2 separate regions of the Homo sapiens genome follow, and region 1 is linked to region 2. The links are chromatin loops, found by intact Hi-C in ENCODE. Cell type or tissue: Calu3. All regions are shown on one strand. Links, peaks and the distances in the headings refer to the core of each region. The heading gives the core; the rest is flanking DNA.

Region 1 (10,977 bases), core at 1,702-9,701, 96 kb after region 2:
CATTACATGAAAACATTGCCTCAGTCTCAGTCCCTGCTAACAGTAATTTTCATAGTACTTCCCAATAATTTTTACATAGACTATTTTAGCCTTTAGAAAAATGCTCTAATAAAATAGCTGCAGCAATTTGCAGACAGGGAAGCTGAGAAGAAGAGGTTAAGTAAGTTACACAACCATGTGGAACAAACGGCCCACATTTTCCATCTCCAAATCAGGATATTTCCAAAACTCAACTTCACATCTGTGGTGTGTAGCACATTCCTAGCACGAATTATCATAATAAACAGAGGGAAATTCACTTTAAAACAATAAATTATTATGCTTGGATAATGGCAAACGATGGGTCATTACTCAATTAACAAATTTGTAAATTTGTGTCTTAAAATTGTTTGACTAGATTTTGGCTTGTGTGGTTGGCAAAGAGGTTGTGAAGTTCAGATTTCCTGCTGTGGAGAGCCTAATTTACTCACCACCCCATATGGACCTCCTACTGTGTTTCTTCCTGCTACTCTCAACCAATGACTGACTGCATTGGGTACTAGGGCAGGCTCAGTCCTGTGGGAGGTAGGACTTTTCATAGGTGTTAGCCTCTGAAGGCTCTCCCTACCTTCTCCTGATCCCTCCGTCAATAAATGTCTCACACATCTAATCTCAATTTGGAATCTGCTTCTTAGTGAACCTGAACTAATGAAATTTGTATCATTGCCCTTCCTCATGTTCCCCTTTTCAATTAATTAATGTGTCCATTCTCCATGTCTACATGGATTTTCTCCTTTCTATGTGGAATCTCCAAAATGTAAGTGCAGATCCATATAGCTAGATCTGATAACTAACTGGTTGGGAATGAAATATAAATGCAGACTTTCCCAAGCTTGTTTAAATCTTCCAGAGCCTATTAATGTAAAATCAAAAGTCAGGGAGATATGTGGTCAAATTGGGATAAAGAAGGGCATAGTGAATCTCCTCTGCAGGTTTGTAGTCCACTTTCACCTTTTAAAGAGTGAGAAAACCTATCATTGAACAAAATAGAAAGTTTAATTTTGTTTCTCTATTTAAGTTTATCTGTTTACACCATATTTATTTATTATTTTCTCAAGAAAGGAATATTTTCCCCCAGGAGAATATTCCTCTCCACCACTTCTGTTTCTAAGAGTTCTAACCATCTTCAGCTGCAATATGCGTCACTTATAATCTCCCTCTAACTTTGTGTGACTGTGGAGCTTAAAGTTGGAAAGCATCTCCTCAGAGAGAAAGACTATTGGTGAACTATTTTTTTTTTTTACTATTCACAATAAAATTACAACTTACAGACTGCAAATTGAATAGTATCATAATACATGTTATTTTTCCAAAAATTGACATACCATAACTTAGTGGGTTTGTATTTGTGTGTGTAGGATGTGCTTAGTATTACATGCTGTGTTTTACTGCAAATCTCTGTTATGGATCATTAGCTGAAACTTATGTTCATCCATAAAAAAATTAGGTCCCACAAAGGTGAATTTTACCCAAAACATTTTCTCCTCCTTCTAAATTAAAATCATCAAAAGATAATAATAACCAAGACAAAGACTAATTCTGAATAGAATTTTATCACACCCTATTTTACAGAGAAGGGAAGAGATACACAGGGAGTTTACATAACTTGTCAAATGTCACTTGGCTAAATCGGTAGGTTAAATAGGGATATGAACCCAGCTGGTTTCATTCTTAACCACTCCAGATTATTACCTCTCAAAGTCTTGGGAATTAGTTCAGCAACAGTATTTTAAGCAATAAGATTGGCAGTTAGAAGGCAAGGGAGCTTCAGTTTTAAAATTCTGACTGAAAAGACTCTTAGCATCAAATTTTATACCCAGATACACTATCAGATGTGATGATAAAATATTTCTGATATATTGGAGCTGAAAAACTAACTTATTACCACCTTATTTCAGGATGATATTATAATATGTTTTTGAACAAAAAATTAAAGAAAAAAGAGATCAAGAGGAAAATTTTACATCTAGCAAAAAGAATAACTAATGTAAGTGAGCATCAAAAGAAATATTCAGGTTTATACCTGGAAAGAAGACCTTCACAGAAAATAGTACAAATTAGAACAGAGGGCAAATCTGAGTATATGAAAAATAATGCTTTTGGGCCTATGGCAGAGATTAGAATTCTTGAAAAAATATCAGTTACTTTATGGAAAACTAGGTAAATGAAAAATTGAGGAAATAACTCCAAAAAGAAGAGCAACAACAGCATCAGAGGGCTTATAGGAAAGATGGAAGTAGAATAGTGAACAATATTTGGATACTCATAAGAATGTGAACTATCGATTTTACTAAAAGCTGTGATATAACTATGTTAGGAAGCTGGGAGTAGGTGAATCTGGGATGGTAGTGGGTGTAGAAAAGCTAATCCTCATCTCCAATTGTAGGTTATAAGTATATAATGTGTAAAACTTAGATAGATTGATATACACACACATAGAGACACATGAAATATATACATATATATATATGTCTGTGTGTGTGTATGTGTGTGTGTGTATCCATTCTCTTAGATGGGTGAGATCCAATTTGATCTTCCTATTTGTGGTTTCATTGACATTCCTTCCTTTTGCTAGGCATATATATATATACACACACACATACACACACATATACATATACGTAAATATAACAGATATATATATATAAGTCTAGCAAAATAAACATACTATTTAGACATATGAAAGCTAAGATCATGTGAAATAACCAGAAAAATTAAGAAGAGTTACCTGTGGAATAAAATGCCTGAGGAATGGGATGGGGTGGAACAGGATACTCTTTCACTTTAAGACTTTTAGAATTATTTGACTTTAGAAATCATTTACAGTTGTTACTGATATAACATTAAAACTATTTAGAAATTAAAAATTAAAAAACATTTTTACTATGTCTTTCCCTATTTATCAAGGGGGAGTTTGGAGCAGGAACAGAACTTGGGGGAAAAGAGAGAGCTGTTGTTTCCTTTGAGCATAAAAGTAGCCCTTGAATATCTTTGCATGAGGTATTAGGGCAGGAGTGGACAGAAGCAGGCAGGAATGTGACCTATGGATTTGAAACATTAGTTCTCAGTCCTCAGATCATGAGCCATGAAGAGAAGGTCACCAAAGGTTGTAACTATTTTTTTTTCTTTGTTGCCTGCTTCCATCAGTGCAAGCCCAGGTCCTGGCTCATTCTGCTCTACCCCCGCTGTGGAAATGGGGAGGACTGCCTGCCTTTCTGTCCATCCCACCCTGGCTCCCCTCACCAAAAGTGGTGGGGGTGTGGGGTTGCTGGTCGGGCTGGACTGTGAGCACTGACAGGGCCCATTAATCATGCATGTGGCAGGCATGCTATCTCTTTCATCTCCCCTGGGCTTGATTATTTAGGGCAGCCGTGGTGTCCTCTCACTCTCTCTCTAACCATATGCAAATATTTACTCCACTGATTTGTGTGCCACATCCTTTGGTTTCTTTCCTGATCATGAAGCTGATCATAGGAGTGAGATCTAAAGTTTAGGTGTGGGCTTTGGAGTGGGTGGATGCCAGCCTTAGCCCAATTTGGACATTAGCTCAAGCCAAGATATGCCAAGCCAGCTATTTCAGAGAGCCCTGTTTTTAGGCTTGGGTCTTCACCTAGCTTGCAATAAAATGCTACTTTATTTGTTAATTGTCTACTGATCCTTTCACAGGGATCATTTGGGAATCCTATTGGGGGCTGGGAAGGTAGATGGTTTGGAGGGCAAGATTCTGGTATTCCTGGGTCCCGGCTTCTCATCACCATTTAAAAAAAGAGACCCACTTTCACATTTACCTTCACTTCTAATAGACATCATGAAGAATAAATAATCATACTTACTTCATGGAAAGACTTTTTTATGTACAAATGTAAAGACCCAAGAACACATTGTTTATAGTCTTGTTTTCTCACAAATCCTTATACAACAGACCTTGATTATTCATGAGAGACCTAGGGATATTCATAAAGTCCTCTCCAGTCTAGAAGTCTAGATTGCCTATTGGAATTTCCATTCTTTCATGTGCTTTTATAATAATAATTATTATCATTTTATTTCTATTGAAGAATCAGAAACAAAACATTCCACATTGTGTACGTATATCCAAATATCACATTGTACTCTATAAATGTATATATTTATGTTTTGTCAATCAAAAATAATATTAACAATACATTAAAAAATAATTTTAAAAGAAACAAAAGGTCGTGCAAACAAAAGCCAAAATAATAATATGTCTTACAGTAAGTAAAGAATTAATAAATGTTGGGAAAAAACCAACATTCTGGTTATGGGCATTGATCTAATAAGTGTAGTTCCCCCCACCGAGCAATTTCATTATAAAAATGAAGATCATATTCTCTCTACTCAAATTAGAGGATTTCTAATTTTATGCAACTGATTCATCACTTAAATTCAGTAGATGAAACTCTAGCCACAAGACTTATTTCATGTAGGCTCTCACTAAATCACTGTACAATCAATGTATGGATTTGTGTAGGGGTTGGATAGAAGTATTTATCTTTATTTCCCTAATTGTCAGAAAATCAAATTTTGTCATTTAAACATTAATTTCCTCAGTCATTGCATCATGAGAAACTAGGAATCTGAAATTTGTCTCTCACTAACCTAACAGTTTTATTTGAAAAGTAGGTCCAACCCAAAGTCATCCCTCTTGAGAACAGACAACATGAGGTGGGCTTGCTGGGAACGTGTCTAACTACGGACCCTGAATTTCTTGGCCATGGAGTATATATAAGTTGAGTGATTTTTCTCTTGGAAGCTCCTGTTACTTATCCAGCTTCATGTTTTAAGCCTAAGCATTTTGCTGCAAGGAAGTCATTCAAATGTGTTGAAATATTAGTCTCCCACTGAAGAATTTTAAAACAACATGTTATTTCAACACTCTCTGCTTCAATAATCAGTTGTTTCCAGGCTCCCTGAGCCTCAAATCATATCACAGCTAAATCTTTCTTCTGCACATTATCTGAATATTTACCTTCCTGTCCATGTGGAAAGTAAAGACTGATTTCGATCTGGCTGTGAGAGAAGCCAGGTTGATGCTGGCATGGGAACATCTGTTAGATGGCTGAGCTCCAGCTCGGTCGTCCTATTTGTGGTTTTATTACTTTTGTCTCTTTCTTTCCTTGTACTGTTAATATTTTAGAAAAAAAAGATTGACATTTATTAAAATGAAAGTCTACATGGAAGTGCTAATTAAACTGAATGACATAAAAATCTCAACTGTCATCCAAAACATGTTCATCAAATGACACACAAATGATCACCAAGAGTCAGAATGTATTCTTCAAAACCTCTGGAATTGATTACTTTTGCTCATCGACTTCTTATAATAAGTGTCGCTTTGTTTTGTGCTTTACCTTTATTTTAATAATGAAATTAAGTAAGTTAAACATATATCAATTAAGCATGGAAAATGTCACTCATGTTAAAAAGGCACTCAAAAATCAGTCACTATTCCAGACACTGTGGAAGTGATACAAATAGATGAATGGTAATGCCTCTCCTACTAGGTCTACCAGGGAAAACTGGCATATACATTACTAATTCATGAAAGATCGTAATAAATAATATAAAATACATAAAATGCTATGCAAATATGGAGGGCGAAGGGATGGCTTCAACAATTTCTAATATATGTGTGAAAAGGATAATAAAGTATTACATAAAAATTACCCCATAAAATCCTCACGCATTTCCCCAACTTGTTCTTACAAAGACCATCCATTTTTGACCCGTGTTAAGCCCATCCCTACCCTCTGTCACAATTCACACTCCACAAAAGCTCTACAAATTACTGCCCACACATTGAAATTGGTTTCATATGCCTTCTGTCCCCAGCTGCCTGCACCCTGGCGATGACTGCCTTGCAACACAGTCATGAAGGGCGTCGCCTGTGTGGTTAGCAGAGTGTAGGTTAGGCCAGGAAGTCTTGTGTGAAAGAGTAGCTGTTGGTGGTTTGGCTTAGAGAGCAGGAGTCTTGCCAAGGATGGCTTTGCTGCTAGCTTTAGAAATGATGGATGGTGGCCACAAGGCTGTTTCTTCCTCAGGACTCAGAAAAAGTTTATGAAAAATGACACGATTGTACACAGATGATCTTGGCGAGCCACTCCAAGCTTACACACAGAGCCTATACTCTCCCTTGGTCAGAGGATATTTAACACGGGTGGTATTGCCTGGGGATTTTGAAGCTCTATATGCACTTGGAATTGGCTATAAAGGGTATCCCTGAGCAGAACAGTCAGAGATATTGAAAGTCCTCTACACACAAGCCACATACACTACACCTTCTTATACACCACATATATACACCACACACAGGTCATATACACCACACTTTCCACTGTATACCACGGATGTGGCCTTGGTATTTGTTTATTCATTGTTTTGTATTTTACAGTCCTTGCTCACCCTAGGGGTCAACATGAGGAAGGACAATAATTTGAGTTAAATTCCCAGAATACCTTTGACATTTCCTTTGCTTATTTCTTTAATGCTAACCCTCTGTAAGAGTGGAGTAATATCTTACCACATGACCATGAAAGTTTTGTGTAATAAAAGGAAGTGAACCAAGATGAATAAGATAAGATGCAGAACAAAATTTCCATGACATTTTACGCTGTTCATACAATAAAAAAATAAATAGAGAGACACATAGCTGACTTTGCATTAAGAATTAGGAAAAGCAGGGCACTTAGGATAAGAAGGTACATTCGTGACCTCTTGGACCAATGTCGGTCCAGTGCGTTGACATTTCTGGAACAGCATCTGGACATCAGGCATTTAACCAGATCATTGGGATTTAAAGACATGTAAGACGTGGTTACTGAATCCAAGGAGCTCACTGATCGAGAGAGGACACAGGCCAGCAATCTCTCACAGTGCCCTGTGGTAAGGGCTGAGACAGCCACCATACTCAGTTGCGCTGGGAACACAGAAGCAGCTCTCGGGGCAGACCCATAGGGAAGATGGAATAGGCTAAGGGAAGAGAAAATATTTGAGGTGGGTATTTAAAGATGAGCACAACAATCTCCTTAATCTATACATGGGAAAAATAGTGAGGCCCGGAACGATGTAGAAACGTTACCTGCGGGCCCAAAGATAACAAGCCAGTGTCCCTCTCTGACTTGGAAGAAGGAGGAGGGAAGAATCAGAGGGTAAAGAGCTGGGCAGCTGGACTGGTATGTGAATATCCGAGGCAGCCAGACACGCTGCATCGTGGGAGGGAAGAGTTCAATGCTTTCTGACAACAACATCAGTGGACATCTCAGGAATCCAAGAGAAACGGGGATGCCACCAGGTGGCAAAGGGGTGTGTGAGGACGCTTCCAGATCAGCTCTGCAGGAGAATATACATTTATTTTACTCCTTTTATTTGTAAGAAAATGTATTGAATTGTTAAGCATATTTTGTCCTGGTTTTAGCCGTTAAAAAATTCCAGTCAGTAAAATAACATCTGAGGATGCACAGAATGAGAGGGGCATTCGGGATCTTTCCTTCCACAGAGCCCCTCTGCTGGCTCGCCACCCCGTGAACCTCATTCAGCTCAGGCTGCTATTCAGAGAGAGCCCGCGGTCCCCGCCCCTATGCAAGAGCTTAGGGGGGGAGTTAAGACCGCTGCACAAATATATGAAATAAAAGGGCTATGGCAAATGAGTCATTTAAAGTATAAGGAATTGGGCTGGGCACTGTGCCTCACTCCTGTAATCCCAGCACTTTGGGAGGCCGAAGCGGGTGGATCACTTGAGGTCAGGAGCTCCCAGGCTGGCCAACATAGTAAAACCCCCTCTCTGCTAAAAATACAAAAAAATTAGCTGGGTGTGGTGGCCTGCACCTGTGATTCCAGCTACTCGGGGGGCTGAGGCAAAAGAATTGCTTTAACCCGAGATGGAGGCTGCAGTGAGCCGAGATTGTGCCACCGTACCCCAGCATGGGCGACAGAGCGAGACTCCGTCCCAAAAAGGAAGAAAAGAAGGAAGGAAGGAAGGAAGAAAAGAAGGAAGGAAGGAAGGAAGGAAGGAAGGAAGGAAGGAAGGAAGGAAGGAAGGAAGGAAGGAAGGAAAGAAGGAAGGGGAATTGGAATTTTTTTCCTCCTGGAAATGCTTTCCTCTCATGGTGTCTATTGGATTCCTTCTCTCGTTTGTCTTAGTTCATTCCTGGCTGTTCTTTGTTCCTGACTTCTCTTCTTTTGCGTGCAACCGAGACATTCTTTGGAGTTCCACGCTTGACTTTTCCTCTACCTGCAGGTCCCCCAGCTTCACTGGCAATGCTTACTGGAGCCTTCCAGAACTCATTCCCACACCCAGGGCCCCTTAGCTCGAGGTGTGCCATCTGCACCCTGGAGGCTTCTCAAACTTATTACACCTGAGAACACACTCGGTAGCTTCTTCCTATTTCTTCTGACAAATGATGTTGCTGTCACACCTGGGCCAGAAATCTGGACACCAGCCCTGCCTTCACCCCATGCTAACCCTGCATATGCCCTGGCCAGCATCAGGCTGTTGATTCTGCATTCGTATCTTCTCTATGTCACAGACCAGAGTCATTGGCTACAAGGTACAGAAACTTTCTCAAGGCAGATGAGGTAAGGGGAGCTTGTTGTAAAACCATGGCAGACAATTCCATGGGCACCCAAGGGAATGACAGACTCAGCAAGCCATAATGAGGGCTGTGACTGGAACTGGAAATTCAAGAGCCAAGGATGTTCTCTCTATCACTCAAGAGCCCCAGAATCTCTTTCTTTGCTCCTGATTCCTTTCTATTTCAAGAGAAATCATGTCCTGTCTGAAGCTGTCTCTGAGTCCAGGGATCCACGGATATGGAGCACTGGACACGTGAGCCTGTGGCTCAGCCTGCTCCTGACTTGCCTCAGGGCCTATCAGGTTACACTCTCATCCTACTCCTGCATGTCTGCCTTGCCCACCACATTCTCCAAAGACTGTGAGCTCTGTGAGGGCTGTGATTGTGTCTCACTCATCTTTGTATTCCCCAGAAGTCATCACATTCCCTGGCACATAGTGACATGCAATAATGCTTGCTGACTGGACATCTGTCTCTACACAGACAGTGCACACATTTGCCATAACCTCAGTACAGACCACGTCATCTCTGAATGACTGCGAGAGTCTCAAGTTCATCTCTGGTTTCTACTACTTGCCCCCTGTTTGGACTGACCTGTTTCCCTTTGTCCATGTGAGTGTATCCTCTGCAGAATGGCTGGAGTGACTATGGTGAAACTCAGGTCAGACAATGGCATGTCTCTGCTCAAAATCTTCCCGTGGCTTCCCATCTTGCACTGATGCCAAATTCTTACAGGTGTGAAAAGCACTGTAGGATCCGACCCTGCACTGCCTCCTGCAACTCCTCCTAACACTGCCCAGTCACTGGGCTCCAGCCACAGCAGCCCCTCACTGTCCCCCATCACAGCCTTCTAGGACGCACTTGACCCACCCTTTGCCTGGAAGCCTCAGGCAGAGATCTTCACGGCTGCTCTTTCACATCCTCTAGGTCTCCGGTCACATATCAGTTTATCACAAAGGTCTGCACCCCAAACCCTCTATATAAGGAAATACGCCCATTGAGGTACCTCTATGCCCCTTTTTTTGCTTTGATCTTTCATGTAGCATTTTCAAAATGAGCACCTATTATATCTTTTGTACTAATGTTATGCTGTGTGTCTCACATCTCTTGAATATCTGTTCCTTAAAGTGACAGACTTTTAAACTGTTCACCGATATATCTCAATACCTAAAATAGTGCTTGACACAGTTGATTCCGAAAAAATGTTTTTTGAAATGAGTGCATAAGTCATTGGAAAGATATTTATAATGCTGTTTTTATTTGCTTTTCTCCAGTTTTAACCTGCTCTGTGACTTTATGTTTCTGCTACCGTAAATCTATTATTTGTTGCCAAATCGGCCACACATCCTCTGGTTTTATTGTGTGGTGGTGGCAGGCGGGTGGGGGGGCAATCTTTGTTTTAAGGTTTAAATTAAAGTGTAGTGCACTTCTATCCCAAGGAGAAGAAAAAGATCATATAGAGATGAATGGAAATTAGAGGTATGAGTGGTATATTAGTCAGGGTTCTCTAGAGGGACAGAATTTACAGGATAGATGTATACATAAAGGGGAGTTCATTAAGGAGTATTAACTCACACGATCACAAGGTGAGGTCCCACAGTAGGCTGTCTGCAAGCTGTGGAGCAAGGACACCAGTCAGAGTCTCAAAGCTGAACTTGGAGTTCGATGTTTGAGGGCAGGAAGCATCCAGCACGGGAGAAAGATGTAGGCTGGGAGGCTAAGCCAGTCTAATTTTTTCACATTCTTCTGCCTGCTTTATACTAGCTGTGCTGGCAGCTGATTAGATGGTGCCCACCAAGATTGACAGTGGGTCTGCCTCTCCCAGTGCACTGACTCAAATGCTCATCTCCTGTGGCAGCACCCTCACAGACACACCTAGAAACAGTACTTTGCACCCTTCAATCCAATCAAGTTGACATTCAATATTCACCATCACAAGTGGTCAACCATGCTGTCTAAACCCTGTGTATGTATGTGTGCCTGCTCCCGTGTGCATACAGAAGTGTGTGTGTAGGAATGCACATGGCGTGTATGTGTGTAGACACTTCTGTAGCACTGTCCCTGCATGTGCAGGTGCATATGCAATTATTCCCAACACTGTCCATTGAGAGGGCCGAGAAGGAGAGACAGCCTAGGAGCAATGAGGGTGCTTAGTGTTCAAATCTGTCTCTGTATGAAAAGGAAACAAGAATCCTCGGGGTGATGGCAGAGAAAGTAGGAACAAGATGTGCCAGGAATATCGTGTTGTGCCGGAAGTTAAGGAAGTGCTTAAAAACATAATGGGGGCATGTCGCAGAGACACAAGAGCCAGCCCAGAAGGAATCCCATTGGCCAAATCTGAGACATT
Region 2 (10,977 bases), core at 1,722-9,721:
TTCGTCTAAATTTTTTTCAAAGTTTTTAACTTCTTTGCCTTTGGTTTGAATTTCCTCCTGTAGCTCGGAGTAGTTTGATCGTCTGAAGCCTTCTTCTCTCAACTCATCAAAGTCACTCTCCGTCCAGCTTTGTTCCGTTGCTGGTGAGGAACTGCATTCCTTTGGAGGAGGAGAGGCGCTCTGGTTTTTAGACTTTCCAGTTTTTCTGCTCTGTTTTTTCCCCATCTTTGTGGTTTTATCTACTTTTGGTCTTTGATGATGGTGATGTACAGATGCGTTTTTGGTGTGGATGTCCTTTCTGTTTGTTAGTTTTCCTTCTAACAGACAGGACCCTCAGCTGCAGGTCTGTTGGAGTTTGCTAGAGGTCCACTCCAGACCCTGTTTGCTTGGGTATCAGCAGTGGTGGCTGCAGAACAGCGGATTTTCGTGAACCGTGAATGCTGCTGTCTGATCGTTCCTCTGGAAGTTTTGTCTCAGAGGAGTACCCGGCCGTGTGAGGTGTCAGTCTGCCCCTACTGGGTGGTGCCTCCCAGTTAGGCTGCTCGGGGGTCAGGGGTCAGGGGTCAGGGACCCACTTGAGGAGGCAGTCTGCCTGTTCTCAGATCTCCAGCTGCATGCTGGGAGAACCACTGCTCTCTTCAAAGCTGTCAGACAGGGACATTTAAGTCTGCAGAGGTTACTGCTGTCTTTCTGTTTGTCTGTGCCCTGTCCCCAGAGGTGGAGCCTACAGAGGCAGGCAGGCCTCCTTGAGCTGTGGTGGGCTCCACCCAGTTTGAGCTTCCTGGCTGCTTTGTTTACCTAAGCAAGCCTGGGCAATGTTAGGCGCCCCTCCCCCAGCCTTGCTGCCACCTTGCAGTTTGATCTCAGACTGCTGTGCTAGCAGTCAGCGAGACTCCATGGGCATAGGACCCTCCGAGCCAGGTGCAGGATATAATCTCCTGGTGCGCCATTTTTTAAGCCCATCGGAAAAGCACAGTATTAGGGTGGGAGTGACCCGATTTTCCAGGTGCCATCTGTCACCCCTTTCTTTGACTAGGAAAGGGAACTCCCTGACCCCTTGTGCTTCCCGAGTGAGGCAATGCCTTGCCCTGCTTCGGCTCGCACACGGTGCGCTGCACCCACTGTCCTGTGCCCACTGTCTGGCACTCCCTAGTGAGATGAACCCGGTACCTCAGATGGAAATGCAGAAATCACCCGTCTTCTGCATCGCTCACGCTGGGAGCTGTAGACCGGAGCTGTTCCTATTTGGCCATCTTGGCTCAGTCTATTTCTAGCTTTCCTTTTGATTATTTATTAAACTTTCCATTTTGTTTTTATATAACTCATCTGTTCTTGCCTTTTGTACACTTTTTTTAGTAAGTCCTTTAGCATATTAGCATATTATTCATAGTTATTTTAAATTTGTGGTTTTATTATTCCAAACTCTCTGCCATATCTGTATCTGGTTCTGAGACTTCCTTGATCTCTTGAGTTTTTTTTTGCCTTTCAACATGCCTTGCAATTTCTTATTGAATGCTAGACATGATTTATTAAGTAAAAGGAACTAAGGCAAATCAGCCTCTATTGTGAGATTTTATGTTTTTGTGGCTAGGAGTTAGTGTGTGCCTATTGTTTACTATAGTTGTTGGTGTCAGGGGTTAAATTTTCCTGAGGTATCCTTATTTGTTTCTTCTTTGTTGTTTTTGGGTTTCCCTAGAGACTTCTTAAATAAATTCTGAGACTTACAATTTTTTAGTTGTAATGCTTTACTATATGGATGCTGTATTGAAGTGGTGGTAGATGTTGGAGAGGTTTTCTATAGTCCTATGATTAGTTCTTTATCTTTTAGTGAGCCTGTACCCCTGGGCTGTAACCTTTACAAGTGTGTCTCAATTCCCTCTCCTCTTTCAGTGACATAGAAAGGCTAGATAGAAATGGAGTTGAGTGTTTCAAATTGCCACACATAGAAGGCTGAAACAGGCTGTTGTTAGATATTGCACTTCCCCAAGGTTAATTAGGCTCTGTAAGACCCAAAGTGGTTAGGCTCTGGTAAAATAGTTTCCTTTGAGAGTTGGCTTTTGTTAAAGAGAACATAATACTCTGGGCATATTTCAAAAATGATCGCTCTTTTCCTCCCCCTAAAGGAAGCATAAGATAATATTTCTTTGATCTTCATCCTAACAACCTGGGTAAGGCACCTGGGGGAAAAACACATGAAAATGTAGAGATTGTCTTAAGAATAACTTCCCCCACTGGATTTTTTAACTCTCAAGCTTATCTACTCTGAGCCTCCAAAAATTTACTAATTAGCATTTAAGTTCTCCCACCATGATACTGGATTCAGAGGTAGACTTCTGGGCTGCTGCTCTGGTAAGCTGTGATTATCCATATTCACTTGCCTCTCCAATTTAGAGGGTAGCAGTTTTCCCAAAACTTACCCAAAGGGGCTGTAGCCAATTTTGAGAGCTCTCTTTACTGAAGGCATGGAAATTGAAAAAATTTTAAGTTGAGACCCTAATTATTTTAGCTCCACTTTCATTAAATGAACCACTTTCAGTTTAATTAACATTCTTACAATTTGGGAACAGAAAGAGCTCTTAGGTAAAACAAAAATTTCCCTCATCTAGAATTTCGGAAAGTACATTCCATGAACAAGTAGTGCTAGAAGGTGTTTATTAGTGTTCACTGAAAATCCCAGTTCCATGGTCAAGTAACTTTAGTAATGACTGCGTTGAATAAAACCAGATGAATTTTTTTTTTTTTTTTTTTGAGACGGAGTCTCGCTCTGTCGCCCAGACTGGAGTGCAGTGGCGCGATCTCGGCTCACTGCAAGCTCCGCCTCCGGGGTTCAAGCCATTCTCCTGCCTCAGCCTCCCAAGTAGCTGGGACTACAGGCATCCACCACCACGCCCGGCTATTTTGTATTTTTAGTAGAGACGGGGTTTCACTGTGTTAGCCAGGATGGTCTCAATCTCCTGACCTTGTGATCCACCCACCTCGGCCTCCCAAAGTGCTGGGATTACAGGCGTGAGCCACCACGCCCGGCCATGAATTTCTTTACTATAGAATTTCTCCCATCATTTATGTTAATATTCAGTGCTAATCTCTGCGATAGGAAGTAGAGTGCTTTCTGTGTACCTGCTGAGGACTGTTTGTCAAATAATGACCACAAAAGGTGACCACAGAAAGAGCTAGTATTTCCAAGCATACACTTCAGTAAATTTAGCCCTATGTCTATTTGGAATGATTATTTGCTTATGTTTCTAGAGACATAGCAGAGATTTCCGACATCCTACAAATGCAATTCACAAGACATAGCTGTCGCAGAGCCACCAAGATGTCCTTGTTGGGCATGGAACAGGGCACTTCCTGGGCTCTCTGTCAGGCCTCAACTTATCAAGATAATTGTTGGGGTGAGAAAATCAGTTGAGCGACTACTGCCCTGGAGAGAGTTAGGGAAAGAAGGTGGTGAACCAAGAACAAGTCAAATAGAGCCATATAACTGAGGCCAAGTAGGCAGTGACTGAGTCAGCACTGATTTGCCCATTGCAGGGAGTACACAGGGGAAATCAGCTAATCAGAGCTTCCGGGCAACTCATTACCCTTTACAGTGGAAAGCATTTATAATGGAGGCTTCTTCCCTGACTTTAAATAAAGCGTGTCTTGGGAAAATTACTTTCTAAACTGGGCTGTAATGATCCAACTCCCTATTCAATAGATGACTGTGTCGTTTTAACTTCCACAGGTATTAGAATAGCACAATAATATTCGTGTGGGGAAGGCAAATTGTGCAGTCTATAGAGAGGTTAAATGAATGAAGTCAAAATTGTAGAAGTAATAAGGCAATGTGATTCAATAGGAAAATAACTATTATTTTATGAAAATGTATTGTCTGTAGAGATCTTCAAAGGGCTGGAAATGGTCCTGTTATTCCTATTCAGAAGAGAAACTTTAGATCAATAGTACTCTTTATGGCAAAGAAATTGGCCAGTAGAGGAAAGGGTATAGACATTAAAATAGGTTAGACTTGGGTTTTAAATTCCAATCCATTGATTGTCTTTTCCTTAGCATGGAGGCTAGGACCTGCGTCAAGTCATAAAAAGCCATAAATAGTTACAAGGCCTCAAATAACTTTCATCATGCTCTACCTTGATGCATACCTTGGTTCTTCAGCAATATGACTTGGAAACTTTGTTGTTCTCTCAAAGCCTCAATTCCTCCTCTGAAAAATTGGATTAGTCCTACTTAACTCATAGAGTTCAAAGGAGGTAAATTTTAAGTGTACATAAAGTGTCCAGCAAAATTCTCAAGCATACAATAAGTGACAAAAAAGCATTCACTGAGCGAGTTAGTGGCAGGCTAGGCACATTTTACCCTCTTTGGTAAATTACCAACCATCAATGCTGACATTTTCTTTAAAAGGCAATAAAAGGCCTCCATTATCAATCACTCATGTTCCAGGGAAAAGTTATTTAATCTGAGATGGCTGTATAACTTCAGGTAAGCTATTTAACAACTCTGTTCTTGGCCGGGTGCGGTGGTTCACGCCTGTAATCCCAGGACTTTAGGAGGCCAAGGTGGGCAGATCACGAGGTCAGGAGATTGAGACCATCCTGGCTAACACGGTGAAACCCCGTCTCTACTAAAAATACAAATATTAGCCGGGCGTGGTGGCGGGCCCCTGTAGTCCTAGCTACTCGGGAGGCTGAGGCAGGAGAATAGCGTGAACCCGGGAGGCAGAGCTTGCAGTGAGCCGAGATCGCGCCACTGCACTCCAGCCTGGGTGACAGAGCGAGACACCGTCTCAAAAAGAAAGAAAGAAACAAACAAACAAAAAAAATCTCTGTTCTTCTGTCATGTTTCTTTTGAAATAATTCCATCCCATCTTAGTACAAAATCGATTTGGAGTTAGGAGACCTGGAGAGGATACTCAGCTTCCTGAGACTTTAGGCCAAGTTCCTTAACATTTCTGAGTCTGTTTGCTTGTGCATAAAATGCCTATGATACTTGTCCAATTTATTTCATAGTTATGTAGTCAGGAGCAATTGAGATGAAGTATTTGGAAATCCTAAATTAACTTTGTAAAGCAGGCTATATCTCTAGGTTGATTTCAATGTTGTTTCTCCAGCATTGGAAGAAGAGAGTTCACAGGTCTCTACTGTTGGGGGTCCATTAGGGTGCAAAGACTTTGCTTGGGAATTAGGAGATCATGGTTTTCATTCTAACTGTATCTTCCTGTGCTATCTTAGACATTTAATTTTATCTCTTTGTTCTCCATTTAATAAAAAAATTGTTCCCCATATGACAAAAGAAATTCAGGGAGTAGAAGAAAAGAAGATTTGATCTCGACTCTCCATTCTAAAAGTCTAAGAATATTACAATCCTTCTTTTCTGTTGGCATTCTAAAAAATGGAGTCAACATTTGTAGGTCTAACTGGATTCAGTTGTTTATAGAGCGATACCTGCCAGAGGCATATAGTGTAGTTGGATAATCCTGCTGTATTTCTGTAAAATTACCTTTTTCTTTCAGAGGAAACAAAAGCACAGCTTGGTCTCTTTTTTTTGAAAGAACCTTTTGTCTCGCATTCTTGTTGGTCAGATACCAGGTGCCAAGAAGCAAGTGATCCCAAAGGAATTTCACTTTGGCACCACCGAGGACAAAGGGGTCATTTAAAAATTTCACAACCATGGACAGGCTCAGCACCTAGTTTGAAGCATGGAGCCTGATTAATTGGACTGTCATTTCCAACAATTCTGAGCTTTGGCCTTTTCATTTGCCAGAAGGAAAAAGAAAGCAACATTCCTACACTTAATTTTCACAACCTTGAGCCAACAGTATGTGACAAAATCAACCTATTTCTCAACCATGGATTTCTTCTCCCTGTGATGCTTAACCTCACTGGTTCTTTTCAGTTGTCAAATTGAGGTAACATATAAAACTGAAATGTGAATGCAAGAAACCACTCCCATCCACACACTCTCAACATAAAACACACACACTTTTTTATAGCTAGATGCACAGACACGCAAGTACATACTCACACACCACAAAGATACGTCCTTGAGAAAAAAGTTTTTTCAAGAATATGAATATTGTTTGTTACTCTCTGTGGAGTTTTTAGGGGACAGATTTTTTGCATTATGTGTTGTACTTGTCTTATTTCATAACCAACTACTAATAATGATATTATTTAAGATGGTGGTAATAACAGTTGCCATCAATCAAATGCTTATTATATTTGAGGCTTTGTGTTAAGCGCTTTAGTCATAACATTCTTCTCTGAAAGGATATTAGATCAATCTTGTTATTATTATCAGATATCATTGTTATTATGGACTTCTAGATGAAGAAACAGAAGCTTTGGAAGATTTAGTCACTTGCCCAAGGACACAGTGGGCTTCAACTGCAGCTCAAACCAAATTATTTCTGATCCAAAACCCCACACTGTAGACCTCTCTTCTCTACTCCTTTGTACGCATATGCCCAAATTTAAAATCCCAGACAACCAAAGTCTTTTTAAAGACTTTGAAGCCCTAATCGAACTGTAACTATTAAGCACCTCTGTGAGTCTTGAATAGAACCCCTTTTTAGTTATGAAGCAAGAACTAGGCAGAATTCATTTCTAGTCTCATAGCAGAGAATTAACAGTGTATTATAGGTTGAACAATATAAAATTCCTGATTCTTGACCATTTTTAACAATAGCAATGGCAATTTAATATGGATTTACATATTCCAAGCACTGTATGTTTGGCATAAACCATGATATTATTTCAAACAGGAGCCAGGCAAGAAATATAAGTATCTGAAGCATTACTTATAAGGCCATAGGGGACATCTGGATGGTGAAGAGCTGGAGAGGACAGGCTTTGTCAAAAGCCATTAATAGAAAATAAAAATAATATTAAAAACAAAAAACAGCTTACTAGCATTAAAAACAAAAACAACAACAAAAAAACCCCACCACATTGTCATTTCTAACCCCTAGTTTATAAAATAGACTCACTAGCAATTAGGAAAAAAAATAATTGAAGGCTATAGTTTTCATAAAGCTACACACAAATGTAGAATCTTCAAATGAGCCTTTCAGAAACAGTAGAATTAAAACAATTACAGAGACATGGCCACAGACCATTTATTTTAAAATATCTGGTCCTGTAACACTTTACCACAGTATGAAAAAGATTAATAATCTGAGTTTATACAACAATATTTTGGGAAAATGTAACACCACTCATAACACAGTCTCATTAGAATGGGTTCTATACAATATGACAATAAATTAAAAAAAAAATTATCGAACTCCTCTATGTGCCCAGTGCTGTGCCAGGTGTCATGAGAAATAGGAAAAAAAAAGTGCAACCCAGGCGTTCTTGTCCTTACCATGCCAACAATTTGATTTTTAACTATCCCCAAGTTTTATTTTATATTCCTAGCTGATGTTGATATCAAGGGACAAAGTCAAAATTCATTCTGGTGGGGAATTGACCGCTTCAGCCTTTTGTTAAGCTACCATTCCTTTTCTGTCAAAGGGTGTCAGCCTTTCTACGTGCAAGGGCCTGCCTGCCTAATTTGGACAGAGTGGGCCAGACTGCCCATGTCCTCCCAGCCCTTCCACTGGAAGTTGGATCCCAGCCTCACAATCATTCCTGGGAGGGGGAGGTGCAGCTCAAGCCAAATTAAGCCAGTGCTAGGAGTGACAAGTAAATGAGTGCAAAGCTGCTCCAGCTCTGTCTGCCCTTTCAGAAAGTAATCAAGTCAAATTATCTATGAGAAGAAGTGAAGTTGAGGGGGCCTGCAAATGAAAACCAGACTCAGGCAGCGGCTGACTTGAGAAAGCCCAGGAGCTCTATTAAAGACAGAGAGAGGGAGAGAGAGAGAGAGAAGAGAGAGAGACATTTTTTTCACTACCCCCAGACTGTTTACTTTTAAATATTTTGCTTTCTCCCTTGCTCATGTCTACCCCTTTGTTTATTTTTATTTGTTTCCTTTTCTGGATCTTCTAAAACTAGGCTGAGGACTCCAAGGGCAGGCAGAAGAGCCCATATCTGTGTGGGAACGGGGAAAGAATAAGGGAGCCTAGAGTGGGGCTCTGGCACAACTGTGCCTGGGTTCTGGGGTGCCTTTCCAGTGGGAATGACAGGTGGTGGTCAGAACTGGCTTGGGTCTAAATCTTCTGAGTGCAGCTTTTGGTCCAAACTGCAGGTCATTGGTGAGCCCTGTAAAATGCATTTGGATCCTTTAGGCCACTGATTCTTCTCAGGCAATTTTACTCTCGAGGGGACATGTGGCTATCTCTTGAGACATTTTTGGTTTTTGGTTGTCACATCATTAAAAAGTGAGATTTGATACTGACATCTATTGAGTAGAGACCAGGCATGCCCCTAAACATCATCCTATAATGTACAGGACAGCTTCCCATGAAATAGAATTATCTGGTTCAAAATGCCCCTAGGGCCCAGAATGAGAAACCTGCTTGAATAAGTATTAAATGACAAATGGTCTGGAAATGAAGAAATGAGGGCTGGAGCACCTCCTCCAGCTGCCCCTAATCCTAACGCCTTCAAATGAGGGCATCCCCTGTGCCCTCATTTGAAAATGGAGGCTGAAGTTGCACAAGAACTGGCCTCTCCAGTGATGATTTCTCCCCCTTGGAAATAGAGCAGTAGCTGTACAGTCACCTGGGCCCTCTCACAGGACTACACCTCCTGTTCTTCCATCTACCCCCGAGAACCATCACATTCTCTTTCCGACAGAGCCATCTCCAAGGAGCACTCGCCTTGACAAGACTACAGGCCCACATCACATCACTACTTCATCCTCCTCTTTCCAAACTTAAATGTGTGCCCAGGTGAAATCAGGAAGGGGGGGCTTTCAAGGGGAAAAGCAAGTATTTATAGTCTTTATTGGACTGTGTGGATCAAAAGGGAGAAACCCAATTACTTTGCCATAAGGCCGCGAACCACTTGGCAAATGAGTCTCTCAAGCCAAAACATTGCTAAGAGCCTGGGGATGGTCAACAGTTGTTCCTTTGGAGCAATATTGGATGAGGGAGTTGAGCAGTGGGAAGGTAGGAGGTAGCATGGTGACAGTGTCCCAGTAATGCCCTCTGGTGTCTGCGTCACTTTATCTCCTGACATTCACAGGCCCTTTCCTGGGCCCCACCTTTGAGGGGTGATCAGCCCCTCTGAAAGGTTTTCTCTGTGTTTGGCATGATTTTCAGGGTCAATTGGCTTCAGACTCTGTGTGCTCTTGCGAAGAGCTACCCACCATTTCTATTTCTAATAGAACAAATACGGTTTAGTTGGGCTAATTGTTTCTAAGCTCCAGAATGATGAATAGAGGAAACTATTTAACTCTGTCTCTCTGGAGCCCACTGAGGGTTTGTTATGATTCAGAAGTGAACTTGGGAAAATAAATGATTGTGTGAGCCCAGTTCCTAACAGATCCATGGGCATTTTTGTCAACATCAAGCAAGTTCCGTGATCAAGTGGTCACAGAGCTCTCCCTAAGAGAAGCAATGGTCAATTATCTGTACTGGATCTGGTGGCTCCGGAAAAGGGACCTCTAAGCCTCCTGTCCTCAGACTAACCTGGAAGGCACAGTGTCTTATGCCAGACTTTATCAGACAACAACAGGAGCAAGAAAACACAGCTTCAATTTATAAAAAGATAATAAAAGATAATATTTAGATACAAATTCTTATCATCTGTCTTCTGCTTTTTTCCACTTCAGTTCTCTCTGTTTCTTTCTCTCTCTCTCTGTCTCTCACTACAAAAGCCCCAGTTCAAGGGGATTTTACTTTGCTTTGGCAAAAATACCGTTTTACATTTCCAATAGGTTTAAATGCCTGTAAAGAGGCTCAGAGGGTGGCTTGATCACTGACAGCCTCAGACTAAATGATTTTTTGGACGCAGTGAATGCAACCCTATCAGAAGCATGTGGAATTTTATTTTGCTTAAAATTCACACCACTTTAAATTAAAGGAAGAAGCATTAGATCAAAGGGATGCAAAATTTTGTTCAGCCTCAAGAAACCATGGGCAAATTGTTCACCTCACTTGGTTTCAGTTTTTAAAGTACGGAGGATACACTAGATAATCTTGTATGCCCTTCGGACACTGACATTTTGTGGATTTTTGAGCCAGAATTCATCCTGCTCATATACTCTGTCAGCCTTGCTTTTCTGGTGAGAGTGGGGTTCTCAACAAGTCAGTAAGGTAGAGACCCGAGACTGGATTTGTACAACTTCCATTGGTCTTCACTCACCATAACAACAACAACAAAATGAAAACAAATAAAAGCCTCAAACACATAAGCCATCTGGAATTTTAGCTCTTATTTTGTTTTGTTTTGTTTTCCTATTTTAGTCAAGGTGGAAGGGGGCAGCTATAATGAGGTGATTCAAAAGAAGCTCTGCAAATTTCGATAGAACATCAAGAAATCACATTGTTTTTAAGAGGCTGAAGTATGCTTAGCTGAATGAAAAGCAGAAGGAGTTGGGAAATTTACACCACCTATCATCCTGCTGCCTTTTGTTCAGTTAGCCTCTGCTTGCTTGTGAGGAATGGTGGCATGAGTGATTATAAACAGATGCAAGAAGAGTAACACTGTAGTCTGAAGAGTAGGGCAGCTAATATATGAAAATACACTTTTCTAGGGCCTCTCCTTTGGCCTTAAGAGAAGATGGAGCTCCACTTTGCTATAGCCTGGTGGAGCAGTTGGCACTCTGTCCATAGGGCCTCTACTAACAAATAGTCTCAAAAGAGTAGCTAGAATAAGGGAAACATCGGTTACAACTCTGGTTGATTAGCTACAATACCAAGATTTCCTTCTTCTATGCAAGGAACATGTATTGAGTGTATATATGTGCCAAGCAGCATGCTAAATGCTGGGGATGCAACAGAGAATCCAGCATGAGTGGTCCCTGCCCTCAAGGAGCTTAAAAAGAGGGAATTAAAAAACAAACCCTCAAGGGCATAAGATGACAGCTTTGTGC

The links. A loop is a pair of places that touch in the nucleus more often than their neighbours do. Peaks named below come from ENCODE experiments on the same cell type or tissue, not always from the same donor. Only the 100,000 strongest peaks of a DNase experiment are listed, where the experiment ranks them.
Region 1: a loop joins it to region 2, with 2.8 times the contacts of the local background. A loop is called at or near these places in 6 of 110 quality-filtered maps.

The regions. Positions count from the first base shown.
Region 1 is chr11:128,034,817-128,045,793 of GRCh38, reverse strand. No RefSeq gene overlaps it. Among named protein-coding and RNA genes, the nearest start is that of LINC02725, 55 kb to the left of the region's middle. In Calu3, for the core only: no CTCF peak of the experiment used is centred there; a DNase peak (open chromatin) is centred at 5,943.
Region 2 is chr11:128,130,342-128,141,318 of GRCh38, reverse strand. All of the region lies in intron 2 of LINC02725 (long intergenic non-protein coding RNA 2725), which reads right to left. Among named protein-coding and RNA genes, the nearest start is that of LINC02725, 40 kb to the right of the region's middle. In Calu3, for the core only: no CTCF peak of the experiment used is centred there; a DNase peak (open chromatin) is centred at 5,618.